Regions from separate parts of the Homo sapiens genome. Here regions 1 and 3 are each linked to region 2. The links are chromatin contacts, found by Hi-C or POLR2A ChIA-PET in ENCODE. All regions are on one chromosome and are shown on one strand. Each heading gives the region's core, a stretch centred on a gene start or an enhancer-like site at or near the end of the contact. The rest is flanking DNA. Distances are from core to core; before and after follow the strand shown.

What was found. A loop is a pair of places that touch in the nucleus more often than their neighbours do. ChIA-PET counts read pairs that join two places held with the same protein, here RNA polymerase II (POLR2A). Pooled maps may share reads with other maps.
Region 1: a loop to region 2 is called in a pooled map, with 4 times the contacts of the local background. The contact joins two enhancer-like sites. A Hi-C loop is called at or near these places in 6 of 50 pooled maps. POLR2A ChIA-PET finds 5 or more read pairs at or near these places in 2 of 52 experiments (GM12878 and activated CD4-positive, alpha-beta memory T cell).
Region 3: a loop to region 2 is called in a pooled map, with 6 times the contacts of the local background. The contact joins the promoter of BCLAF3 here to the enhancer-like site in region 2. A Hi-C loop is called at or near these places in 2 of 37 single-sample maps with no recorded cell type and 6 of 50 pooled maps. POLR2A ChIA-PET finds 5 or more read pairs at or near these places in 1 of 52 experiments (OCI-LY7).

Annotation. Positions count from the first base shown.
Region 1 is chrX:19,622,806-19,627,096 of GRCh38, forward strand. All of the region lies in intron 8 of SH3KBP1 (SH3 domain containing kinase binding protein 1), which reads right to left. Among named protein-coding and RNA genes, the nearest start is that of MAP3K15, 110 kb to the left of the region's middle. RefSeq lists an enhancer at 2,351-3,550. Within about 2 kb of position 2,951, at least 3 of the 41 ENCODE cell types and tissues checked have a DNase peak (open chromatin) inside an H3K27ac peak, as active enhancers do.
Region 2 is chrX:19,837,838-19,842,344 of GRCh38, forward strand. All of the region lies in intron 1 of SH3KBP1 (SH3 domain containing kinase binding protein 1), which reads right to left. Among named protein-coding and RNA genes, the nearest start is that of SH3KBP1, 48 kb to the right of the region's middle. RefSeq lists an enhancer at 2,330-2,379. Within about 2 kb of position 3,219, at least 5 of the 41 ENCODE cell types and tissues checked have a DNase peak (open chromatin) inside an H3K27ac peak, as active enhancers do; they include OCI-LY7, where a contact is called at or near this core.
Region 3 is chrX:19,989,798-19,994,521 of GRCh38, forward strand. It overlaps BCLAF3 (BCLAF1 and THRAP3 family member 3), which reads right to left and starts at 1,264. Exons shown (of 12, transcript NM_001367774.2): 1 at 1,111-1,264. RefSeq lists silencers at 647-1,016, 1,087-1,136, 1,177-1,606.

The DNA.
Region 1 (4,291 bases), core at 1,701-4,200, 220 kb before region 2:
GCCAAGGCAGGCGGATCACTTGAGGTCAGGAGTTCAAGACCAGCCTGGCCAACATGGCGAAACCCCATCTCTACTAAAAATACAAAAATTAGCTGGGTGTGGTGGCACAGGCCTGTAGTCCCAGCTCATCAGTAGGCTGAGGCACGAGAATCGCTTGAACCCAGGAGGCAGAGGTGGCAGTGAGCCGAGATCATGCCACTGCACTCAAGCCTGGGCAAAAGAGTGACACTCTGACTCAAAAAAAAAAAAAAAAAAAAAAAAAGAGGATTTTGGTACTCTCTCCATACATTAGGATTCAGGATGCTAAGGAATCATTTACCCATGCTGCCAAGGATAATCATGATGTATTTTGGACAAAGAGGGTTATTATAAAATAGTGTATGTAATATGATCCTATTTTTATTTTAAACTGTAATTATGTGCACATATGGAAAAAGTCTGAAAGAATAATTGCGAAAATATTAAGAGGTATGTGAAGGTGGTAAGGTCACCGGTAATTTTGATTTTTCTTTGTATTTATTTGTCTGTTTTTCTCATTTTTTTTCCAAGAGTAAGTGTTATTTATACAATTTTAAAGTATGACTTAAAAGTGTATCCCCGCCAGGCGTGGTGGCTGATGCCTGTAATCCCAGCACTTTGGGAGGCCCAGGCGGGCGGATCACCCGAGGTCAGGAGTTCAAGACCAGCCTGGCCAACATGGTGAAACCCCGTCTCTACAAAAATACAAAAATTAGCCAGGCATGATGGCAGTTGCCTGTAATCCCAGCTACTCGGAGGCTGAGGCGGGAGAATCACTTGAACCCGGCAGGCGGAGGTTGCAGTGAGCCAAGATCACGCCATTGCACTCCAGCCTGGGTGACAGAGCGAGACTCCATCTCAAAAAACAAACAAACAAAAAAGTATATCCCATGCCACTTTCATCTCAGAAACCGTGTATTTTAATAAAATGCAAATATGAATGCAAAGCACTCTGAGATACTGAACAAGACAGGTTACACAACTGTAATACATTACTTTCATCCTAAGAAAAGCTAAAATAAATAATGAAAAGGAACTTCAGGGGAAGTACTGACCTTAATTTCAGGACAGTTCAATATACCAGGAAAGAACATTCAGTTACCAGGCATTTGTCTTTTCATCTTCTTCTAATAACTTATCATAGCAATAACTATGATTTAACCTTTAAAGAAAATATTGTGTGTGTAAAGACAGAGTCTCTCGCTATGTTGCCCAAGCTGGTCTCAAACTCCTTGGCTCAAGCAATCCTTCTACCTCAGCCTCCCCAAAGTGTTGGGATTACAGGTGTGAGCCACTACACCCAGCCCTGTGATTTAACCTTTATGTTTCCAAAGCACTTTTGAATACAACATGTCATTTAAGCCTCAGAACACCCCTAACAGAGTAATACAAATAGAAAGGGTGGAGATAGAAACAGAAAAAAAAGGGGAGTTTCTCTAATTCCTTAAGATACCTACAGATTTTTTTTTTCTGTGTGTTGCAGAGGGGAAAAAAAAGTATTCCAAGATGGGGGATTACTGATGTCCTGCCACTTTAGCACAACATTCTGCAGAGATATGACAATTAGGTTGAACAAACACAGGATCTCTTTAGACAGTTTTATATAATTTGTGTAGGCATATGCACCTGGGAATTTACATCAGCTGCAAGCTCATCTGTCCATGATACAAAGGAAAAATCTATAATAACGACCATCAAAATGTTGGGGTGGCCTTTCAACAACTGTCTACTGGTGAACTAAAACGATATTTTCTCCCACCCCAAGCCCTATGTTTACCATCCTCATGTAATTTAAAACTATGTCTGTGTGATGGTAATGATTCTTCTCACTGGTCCCAGTGTCCTGGCTACTTATAAAAGGAAGACAAAACAGCAACAAATTATACTCCTTTGGGTTTTAAATGCTCTGAGGAGGAGATATATTGTGACTTTTGTCTAGAATAAGGACATAAGCAGTCTAACAAGATAGGCCATGCTGCAAGAAATACATTCTATGACATCAATGACTCATTTGCTCAACACTGACATTTTCCAAATGTCTGTAAACCCAGATGATCCCAGACCTATGCTTAACTTCTTCATTCACTCATAAAACATGTCTGTCTAATGGGTCTGTCAGCATGTCATCATCTTCAGGGTGACACGTGCTAATTTACTCCTCACCCTTGGAACCACATTTAATCCTACCATTTGAGCTCTGCTAAAAGCTTCAGCAGTTCAGAGAGAAAGGGTCAGGGCCAGCAATCGATTTAGCTGATCGGCTTTCTTCCTGCCAAGCTAAGGATCTTGCTTGAGATTCCTGAGGCTGCTTCTCTTTGTGAAGGCAACCTTATTTTCCTGTGGGGTGGGAAGCAAGGAAGTCTGAAAACATTTTTCTCATGAATACATGTTTTAGTTCATTAATGAATTAATGGGAGGGAGGCAGGAAGGGGAAATAAACATTAGAACAAAAAAAATAACAGAGTTGATCACAGAATGTCTTAGGAAGGGCCTCAGGACTCCCGCCTGCATTTTTTTTTGCCCCCCGACAGCGAGTGGAAAGCTAAGTGGCAACCAGGCTAGGAAGAAAAGAGGAAGGCAAAATACTCTGGGCATGGGAAGAAACTGGAAGAAAGCAGTTGGGGAGGCAGGCCTCAGGCACAAAAAGAACCAATGTCAACCCTGAGCTGAACTCATCATTCCCTCTGCATGGACCATCATTTCACTCTTTTAGAGGTGGCAGTGGACTCCTACAGTCATGGATGATCCAGAAACCACCACAGTGATGTCCTGACCCTAACAGATCGGAAACATAGATTTCAAAACGCGAGCATCAGCAACAAAGGATGGGGTGATGGCATGGTAATACTGTTTTTCTGCTAAGTAACAATGATAATGTCATTACCTTACAAAGGAAACTCCACAGACACTTGCCCTGGATATCCAGTAACAATGAGGACTCTCAATGAGTAGACAAGAGTCACCTCTGGAAGTGACTCAGCCCCACAGGAAACACGAACTCCACCCGCAGTTACCACCTTGCCCAGCCCCCAAGTTCCAAGAGCACTTGGCCCAGGGTCAGCAGATGCCTCTGACCTGGCTCTGCCACTGACTTGCTGGGAGTCCCTCGGGAAAGCTGCTTCAGCACTCTGGGCCTCTGCTCCTCCTTTGTAATCTGCAGAGAACACGCATGGTCCCACCTAATTCCCGGGGTTGCTGTGAAGATGAGGGGAAATGCTGAGCTCCGGGGAGACTCCTGAGGAAAGGGGAATGGTGATGATGGTCCCGGGCTCTTGCTGCCAGTGGTTCAGAATCCTGTGCTGGGAAGCTGTGGTCCTGGAGAAAGATCTAGCTATCATTAAGTTAATTAAATGTTCAACTGTTGTCTGGGACAGGAGGGAGGAAAACATATTGAGGTAGAGATGAAAAGGAGCGGTTCTAACTGTGCCCTCACAGCATGTCTAGCTCCAAATACTTGGGGTCCCTACAAAGAAGCAAAATTCCTGGTTTGAATTTTTGGCTTACCATTGTATTCCAGCATTTTGCACAGCTCCTGGCACACCATAAATATTCTTCGATGTATGAATGAATGAATGAATGAATGAATGAATGAGTGAACGAACATTGTGAGGGGAAGAGGACAGGGTGCAAATTAAAATTGTTGTCAATAATCTTCAGTGGATAATCCTCATGGTCCAAGGAAAGATGACTGTACTACTGTGTTGGGGATGCCACTAACCGTCTTTAGCTAATATTCTGGGTCCCCTCTTTTTTGTGGTTTGGGGGACAGGGTCTCACTCTGTCCCCTAGGCCTGAGTGCAGTGGCACAATTATGGCTCACTGCAGCCTCAACCTCCTGGGCTCAGGCAACCCTCCCGCCTCAGCCTCCCAAGTAGCTGGAACTATAGGAACACAACACCACACCTGGCTAATTTTTGTATTTTTTGGTGAAGATGGGGTTTCACCATGTTGTTCAGGCTGGTCTCAAACTCCCAGGCTCAAGTGATCCTCCCGTCTCAGCCACTCAAACTGCTAGGATTAGAGACGGGAGCCACTGAGCCCGGCCTGGGTCCCCTCTTTCTCTAGGGTGTGTCTATCAGTTTCCTTCCATGAACATTAATGCTAGCTAATATTGCTTCCGTTCCCTTCCCTCCATCTCTACGACTCCACGATTTTGACCAATAACGTTAGCTTTCTAAGCGTTCATCTTGATGTCATCAAATAGGCTTAAAACAATGAAGACAGGGAGGTTGGGTATGCTTAAGGGTCAAAGACACAACTACCCAAGGAAGCC
Region 2 (4,507 bases), core at 1,969-4,468:
TAAATTAGCAATTCAGAAATTATGATAAAATAATGGAAGAGGAAAAGTTAAATGAGCTCTGTAAAGCATGCATATGCTAAAATTAACTCAAAATAGTTCACAGACCTAAGTGTAAGAGCTAAAATTGTAAAACTTTTTATAAGAATGGATAGGAGAAAATCTTAATGACCTTAGGTTTGGCAAAGATTTCTTAAATAGGAGACAAAAAGCACAAATGAGTAAAACAACAACAACAACAACAACAACAACAACAACAACAACAAACCAACTTCAATACACTGAGATAGGTTTTAAGCATCCATTGAGATGATGGGAGAAAAAAATTACAATGTCTATTCATTTTGTTTTAACTTTAAAAAAGTAATAATTCAACTTCTCTATTGTTCCATTGACAGAATGACACAGGTTCCTTCACCCAGTCTCCAGGACACACAGTCAGGGATCCTTTAAGGGGCAGGAAGCAGCCAGAGGGACAGTGGAATCAAGGAGTACCACCAGAGCAAGCACCAGCATTCCATGTGATGCTAACTTCTCTAGGTCTCAGTTGTATGTCAAAGCTAATAATTCCCATCTGATATGGTTTGACTGTGTCCCCACCATGGGGTGCCCTGCAGTTCTCTGGTGCCTCCTGGTACAGCCTCCTTATGGCTATGACCCCTTCTTGCTGAAATCACCCTCACAAAGTGGGTCAGCTGCTTGAAAAGATCTGTGTAAAGAAAGTAGGAGCTGTAGACAACACGAGGCCAAGTGCCAAGAAAATGGGAGAGCTGGCCGGGCACGGTGGCTCATGCCTGTAATCCCAGCACTTTGGGAGGCCAAGGCCGGCGGATCACAAGGTCAGGAGTTTGAGACCTACCTAGCCAACATGATGAAGCCCTGTCTCTACTAAAAATACAAAAATTAGCTGGGCTTGGTGGTGGGTGCTTGTAATCCCAGCTACTCTGGAGGCTGAGGCAGGAGAATCGCTTGAAACCGGAAGGCGGAGGTTGCGGTGAGCCAAGATCATGCCGCTGTACTCCAGCCTGGGGAAAAGAGCGAAACTTTGTCTCAAAAAAAAAAAAAAAAAAAAGAAAAAAAGAAAAGGAAAAAAAGAAAGAAAGAAAATGATAGAGTTGCCACTTCAGCTTCTGCTGGGAGCTCTTTGCCCACCACATGGGGAAGACACATCAGATCTTACGGGGAGATGGCCCCCAAACACTCAGTTATCAAGATCATTCATAATATGGGTTTCTTTCCACCCCTGACATTGGTGTAAGTGTGGAACCATCAGGATTAGCAAGATATTTTAAAACTATGTACCTGAACCATGAAGAAAATGTCTTCATTTTTCCACCAATGTCTAAAGTCATACAATACTCAATTTTATGTGTTTCAAAAGTTTGTTAAGCCTAATAATAACAGCGTAGGAGCTTCTCTGGGGTTTTCTTGATCTTCAATTAGTACAGGAATATATGTACACAATCTATACATAATTAAGAAGATACTAAAAAAAAAAAACAAAATTTTTTTTTTTTTTTTAGACAGGGTCTGGCTCTGTTGCCCAGGCTGGAGTGCAGTGGCACCATCTCAGCTCACTGCAACCTCTGTCTCCCAGGCTCAAGTGTTCCTCCCACCTCAGCCTCCCAAGTAGCTGGGACTACAGGTGCACACCACCATGCCCAGCTAATTTTTGTATTGTTTGTAGAGACAGGATTTCACCGTGTTGGTCAGGCTGACTTCAAATGTTCTGCCTGCCTTGGCCTCCCAAAGTGCTGGGATTACAGGCGTGAGCGACCACCCTGGCCATTGCCCTTTCTTTAAACTTAAGTAATCATGCACAGCCTCCTTGCCTTCTGGCCACAGCTAGGTCCTGACTGCCTCCACATCACCTTCCAAGCTCTTCTAGACCCAAGGCCTCTCTGGCCCCTGCCACTGAGGCAATCCCAAGCTGTGTCTTGTCTTCCCTGTGAGCCCCTGAATGCCTTCTGGGTATGGATCACCCTTAGTTCTGCTGGGGCCCCTATAAGCATCCATGACATGCAGTAGGTGCTCAATAAAGACTTGATCAACTGACCACTCAGCTTGCATTTTATGATGATAGACCGTTCCCAGCCCAACAAAGGTGCTACTAAAATGTCAAGTGTCAATCACATTTTGCAAATTGAGTCATATTCTTCCGTGCACTAAGGGAGCTTGCTATTTAAAAGATCCTGTGGTTAATTCTTTTGTAACATGAATAATTACTTCCTGCTTTACCTTTCCTGTCAAGATGAATTTTTTTTACATATCAGGTTTCTCTAAGAAGAGGAAACCTGTGGCTTTGTTAAGAGCTCATAAATCATGAGGATATGTCTCTCCTACCCACTCTAAGGGCTCTTTCCAGTGCCCTCTGCAAGCCTTTGAAAGGTTTAGAACTTTGATGTCCAATACAGTGTCACTGCAAATGTGGCTAATGACTACTTGGAATGTGGCTAGTCTGAACTGACGTGTGCCATAAGATACATCCCAAGTTCCAAAGACTTGTTTAGAAAAAAATAATGTGAAATAGCTCATTATTTTCACATCAATTGCATGTTGAAGTGATGTTTTAGATCTGTTGGGTTAAATAAATATATTATACAAATTAATTTTACCTTTTTAAAATTTTATTAATGTGACTACTAGAACATTTAAAATGACATGTGGCTTGTATCACGTCTCTATAGAACAGAATGGTTTAGGATAATACTTGGCAAACAGGTGGTGAAGATCTTGGATGATACAAACACAGCCAAAATTATATCACAAGAGCCCAGAAGAAAGTCTATGCCCCCAAAACCCATTTCCTTGCCTTCGAGAGGCTGCAGGTAACTGCAGGAAGGATGAAACATTACCTATGATTTTTTTAAAGTGGTACCCTTTGAGAAATTACCTCTGGGTATGAGCAGAAAATTAAAACATTAAGCTAAATAAAATACATCAGAGGTGTAATTAGGATAACAGTAAACAAAATCCCATATTTAAAGACACCATAAATTACAAAACTTAAGAACATCTCCCTGTCAGAAAAATACCACCCTCCAGCTGTGTGCTGTGCCAAAAGGCCAGCCTCCACAAGTTTGCTACATCTACAGTCACTGCAAAAACCAATGCTACAGTTAACCCCATGTTACAAAAAGATAGAGCCAGGGGAGATAAGAGATCTGCTTAGAAATGCAAAACACTTCACCCTCCCCTATCTCTACCTTCAAACTTGCTGGAATGTCTCCTCCCCCAAAGACGAAATGGGTGGTTTTTAACTGTGGGTTGGCTAAGCCAGCTGCCTAGCAGCTTCTCAGGGCCAGCTTCTCACTATGGCGGTGGTGGTGGCGGTGGTATATCCGTGGCCCTGCTCTGTGACCCAGTCCTTCCCTACCTCCCTCTGCTCACTGTCCTTCCTGTCTCCTAGGACCAGTTCACCTCACTATAATTTCACACTGACTTACCCCAACTAGACTGCAACCTTCATCTGGGAAAAGCCCTTATCTTTGCCAGGATTCTAAATCCTTCACCTAGCATCCTGTCTGCTTCAATAAATATTTGAATAAACCAGAAAGCATGAAGGAGAATGAAAGTTTCCAATTAATTTCCTCCGCTGTATACACATATACACAATGTCACAGAGGTCTCAGTGCAGTAAGCTTTAATCATTTCAGAAGTAGAAATGTTACACACTTACTGCTTTTGCACTTATTGTGTTCTGTGAATTCTGAAGAATAAATTTTTAATTTTAGTGTTTTGTTTCAGTCCTCTGAAGGGCATAGAAAATCAAGAAGTAATTTTTTGCCAAAACAGACTTCACCAAAAAAGATCATGAGTACTGATCATTAGAGATGGAAAGAACATCAGATATCATCTAGTCTATTTTTTTTTCCTGAATTTTACAAATGAGGAACTGAGGCCTAGAAGGTTCCATGACTTAGGCTTAGAGACATTGAGAGGTAAATAATGGCAGCATCAAGCCCAGGGCTACGTTCTCCTAAATTATGGTCCACTGGAGAGAAGGAAGGATTTAAAAGAGAAAGCAGAGAAACCTGAGACCAGCGAGATACAGACTTTCACACCATTGATGCGGGCGGGGGGGTGGGGGGGGGCTCTTTTTTTCTTTCATGTATAACATAGTTTCCAGAATACCCAGAAAAAGTTACACCAGTCAGGAACATATTTAAAAAAAAACTATGTTCAAATCTAAAAAGACAGAAAACCAATCAGTGGCTGCCTAGGGCCGGGGATGGGAATGGGGATGGACTGCAGATGGGTATGAAGAATCTTTTTGGGGTGACGGAAATATTCTCAAATTAAATTGTGGTGAGAGTTACAGGATGCTGTAAATTTACTTGAAAAGTATTAAACTGTACACTTAAAATGGGTGAAATTTTATACCTCAGTACAGCTTTTACAAATAAAAATTGGCCGGGCGCAGTGGCTCACGCCTGTAATCCCAACACTTTGGGAGGCCGAGGCGGGCAGATCACAAGGTCAGGAGTTCAAGACCAGTCTGACCAACATG
Region 3 (4,724 bases), core at 14-2,513, 150 kb after region 2:
CTTAGAAATGTGTATAAATGGCTAAATGTTCCTATATATAAAAATGTTTCTAATAAGACGTTTTAAAGGTTTCTTGGGGGTGACTGAAACAGCTGTGATTTCAAAATAAAATTTTAGTAGCCATTTAAAAAAAACATTAAAAATAAAACATTGCTATACCATTACCATTAAAATACCAATGAAAAATAAAGTCCTCGTTATGAATCTGCAGCAAAACCTTTCTTTTCAAATTCTGCTCTGTCGTTTGGACCTGTTCACATTCAGAAAAATGCTAAAAAGGCTGCCTGGCGAGGAGCCTAAAGAGGCCTTCCTGATTTCTACCTGCAGTTTGTAATTTGTTCCAGGAAAAAAAAAAAAAAAAAAAAAGGCAATCACCTAATAGGTAGTTCGAAAAGCACCTGAGTAGGAAAATATTTACGGGGTAGGTTTCTCTCCCATTTCTTTCCCTCGAGACCTACCAACAGGACAGTCCTGACAGCGACTGGCCCAGTTTCCCAATACAACCCAGAGAAGCACAGGAGATGCGCCAATTTTCAGGAGACGCTTCTAAAAAGACAAGTTTTACTTTACAATGCAGGATAATGAGCAGCCTTCACTACTCATTCTCGACGTTAACAGAGGAAGATGCCGCTGCGCGGCAGGAGCGCCTCACCAGGACAAAGCGGGGTACGGGGGGGTCCTCGGTTCAGGCCCCGCAGGCGACGCGTCCAGGGCCGCCTCGAGGACAAGGGCACCGTCCCCGGACACCGCCTTCCCGGCCCCCGCCCTCTTAACAGATGCAGGGAACCGCGGGGACCGCAACCTGCCCGACGACGGCGGAGGATCAGGGTCGCGGCAGCAGGTGCCCGGGTCGCCGTGCCTGTCGAGGGACCTCAGGGGCGCCGGGCAGCTGTCCCCTGGAAACCCGCGCCGGGTCGCCGCGCCCAAGGGAAGGCGCTGACCGAGGGACCTACGGGGCGCAGAGGAGCTGTCCCAACAGAACCCGAGTCGGACCGCCGCATCCTCCCCGCTGCCCCATCCGCCACCCCGAGAACCGCCCCTCCTGGGTGGCGGACACGCCCTCCCTGCGGGCCCAGGCCTCCTCGCCCCGCCTCCCCCCGAGCCGCTCACCCGGCCGGGAAGCCCCCGCCGCCGCCGCCGCCGCCGCCGCCGCCGCCGCCGCCGCCGCCGCCGCCGGCCCCTCGGGCCTCGCCCCTCACTCTGCCGCCGCCTCCCACAGCAGCGACACCCCAGCCACCTCTGCCGGGCCGCGGGACCCGGAACCACTTCCTTCCGGAACCGCCTCGCCCCGCCCCCACCCCGGCCCCGCCCACTGCTCGCGGCCTCGCACTGGGCCCGTTCTCCAGCCGACCCCTATCCTCTACTCTCCCGGCGAGGGTGCCCCGCCCGGGCTTCTCGGACCAGAGCGCTGCGCCCCCTGCCGGCCGTTCCCACTGCGGCCGCTCTGTCCAGGGCGCCTGCGCCCTCTGCCACCCGCCCGCCGGGTCCGGCTAGAGCGCCTGCGCCCTCTGCCGCCCTCTCGCCGGAAAGGAGGGGACCTAATGGGCGTTCCAGGTCCAGGGATCCTGGGGGTTAAGGCCCAGGGATTGGAGGTCACCCCTCAGTCATGGGCAGAACTTGATCCCGTGGGCCTTCCAGCTTTGTGCAGATCTCTAACCATTCACCTACCCTCTATCCATTTCCCACTCCTCAAATTAAGCATATTCCCGGAAAACAAAGCCTCCCCTCTGGACTTCCCAAATGGTCGGATGGTACCAACATCTATCCGTCATCCAATTCAAAAGATTGCCTCATCTCTGTCTACTCGCTTGGTTTCTCCCCTCCCACACTCCATGCACCAGCCTCAAAGGTAGTGTGTCTTCTTCACTCTTGAAGCTTTCCGCTTGACACTGATATTCTTTCTTCCCCTTGTGAAATAGCTCTTTCAGGCTCTGTGCCATCTGGTAGTAACACCTTTTGCCCTCCCTTGTCACTGTCACCTACTGACTGTCTGGCATTAGTTTTCCTCTCCATCTGATTTACTGCCATCCTCCCAATGAATCCAACATCCACAACCCAGCCTGGTTTCCTTCAGTTCCTCAATCCGAATGACCTTTACTTCTACTTTGTTCACCCGTAGTCTAGAAAATCTAGATATTCATCACTTGATACTGCTCCATCTCTAAAACCTTAAATGTTGAAATCCCACTACCCAACTTAAACCCATAGCCTTTGACTACAACCACTTTTTTATTTTTACTTATTTATTTATTTTGAGACAGAATCTCTGTCACCCATGCTGGAGTGCAGTGGTGTGATCTCGGTTCACTGCAACCTCTGCCTCCCGGGTTCAAGTGATTCTCCTGCCTCAGCCTCCTGAGTAGCTGGGATTACAGGCTGCGCCACCATGCCCGGCTAATTTTTTTTTTTTTTTTAGTAGAGACAGGGTTTCCCCATGTCGGCCAGGCTGGTCTCGAACTCCTGACCTCAGGTGATCCTCCCGCCTCAGCCTCCCAGAGTGCTGAGATTACAGGCGTGAGCCACAGCGCACGGCCTATTTATTTATTTAGAGATAGAGTCTGGCTCTTGTCACCCAGGCTGGAGTGCAGTGGTGCGATCTCGGCTCACTGCAACCTCTGCCTCCCAGGTTCAAGTGATCCTCCTGCCTCAGCCTCCTGAGTAGCTGGGATTACAGGTGTGCGCCACCATGCCCGGCTAATTTTTGTATTTTTAGTAGAGACGGGGTTTCACCATGTTGGCCAGGCTGGTCTCAAACTCCTGATCTCAAGTGATCCGCCTGTCTCAGCCTCTCAAAGTGCTGGGATGACAGGCATGAGCCACCGCGTCCCGGCCTTTTTTTGTTGTTTTTTTTTTTAAGAGTCAGGGGTCTCACTTGGTCGTGGTCCTGGCTGGAGTACAGTGGCATAATCATAGCTCACTGTAACCTCAAACTCCTGGGCTCAAGTGACACTCCTGCCTCAGCCTCTAGAGTAGCTGTTGCAACAGACGTGCACCACCATGCCCAGCTAATTAAAAAAAAAATTTTTTTTTGTAGAGACAGGGTTTCGCCATGTTGCCCAGGCTGTTCTGGAACTTCTAGGCTCAAGTGATCCTGCTGCCTCGGCCTCCCTAAGTGTTGGGATTACAGGCAGGAGCCACTGTGCCCAGCCTTCAACCACTCTTGTAAGCAGAGCCCCCTGCTTTGCCCTTTGACTTGTCCTAACATTAAACTACCACTTAAAACTCCAGTCTGCATTTTCCATTCCTACGTCTACATTTCCAAACACTGCTTGGGCGGGGAGAAAGCCACACAACTATCAAAGAATGATGCCACTACAAATGTGTGGATGCCCACCACAGTGGAGAGCCTGATAGCACTTTGTAATCATTTTATGTGACCCTTTTATGTGATCTTTTTTCCAATAATTGCTGTTACAAACCCTTTTACCACTCTTTTTAAGCCTTATGCAAATGATCATTTTCCTTTCTTCATATATGACTTTGCTTCCTGTTTGGCAGGGAACATGCTTTCAAACAGCATACAAACTCTAGCCTCTCTTCCCCTTGTACACAATGCTCTGGTCATACTAAAGTTTTTGTAATGTAAGAATAAATAATGCTTTTTCTTTCTGGTTAAGAGGTGTGAGTCCTTTTTCACCTGCATATATATGGCCTCAATTCAGAAACATTTTCTTCCATTCTATCTTCAAGAATTGTTTCTGCTCCATTAGCTCTAATCTCTCTTTTAGGAAGAGCAATTAGCTGTATTAGTTCTCTGTTTTATTTTTTTATTTTTATTTATTTATTTATTTTTTTGAGACGGAGTCTCTCTCTTGTCACCCAGGCTGGAGTGCAATGATGCAATCTTGGCTCACTGCAACCTCCGCCTCCCAGGTTCAAGCAATTCTTCTGCCTCAGCCACCTGAGTAGCTGGGATTACAGGCACCCACCACCATGCCCGGCTACTTTTTGTATTTTTAGTGAAGACGTGGTTTCACCATGTTGGCCAGGCTGGTCTCGAACTTGTGACCTCAAGTGATCTACCCGCCTTGGCCTCCCAAAGTGTTGGGGTTACAGGCAGGAGCCACCGCACCGGCCTGTTTTATCATTTTCGTCTTTCATCCATTTCCAGCATTTCCAGTAGACCTCAAGTTTGCTTTATTGATACTGATATGGCTTTCTAAAGCATTATTTCTGTCTCTATTTTGACTCAAACTTTATTATTGAGATTTTTGTTTCTTTGTATTCTCTCCCGCCCGGTTCTCTCCCGTTACTGTAGTAATCTCCATCTCACCCTTTCATTTCCTTACGAATTTCTGTTCTGATTTTATAGAAAGCCTATCATATTCCAAAAGGATGCTAAACCGGTTGTGAAATTTTTCTTTCAGATTCTGCAGATAATCCTTTTCAGAAGTATGCTCCTTTGGGACAGGTGCAGTGGCTCACGCCTGTAATCCCAGCACTTTGGGAGGTCAAGGAGGGTGGATCACTTGAAGTCAGGAGTTCGAGACCAGCCTGGCCAACATGGGGAAACCCCCGTCTCTACTAAAAGTACAAAAATTAACTGGGCGTGGTGGCGCACGTCTGTAGTCCCAGCTACTCAGGAGGCTGAGGCAGGAGAATCGCTTGAACCCAGGAGGTGGAGGTTGCAGTCAGCCAAGATTGCGCCACTGCACTCCAGCCTGGGTGACAGAGCGATGCTCCATCTCAAAAAAAAAAAAAAGAAATGTGCTGTTTTTTTCTCT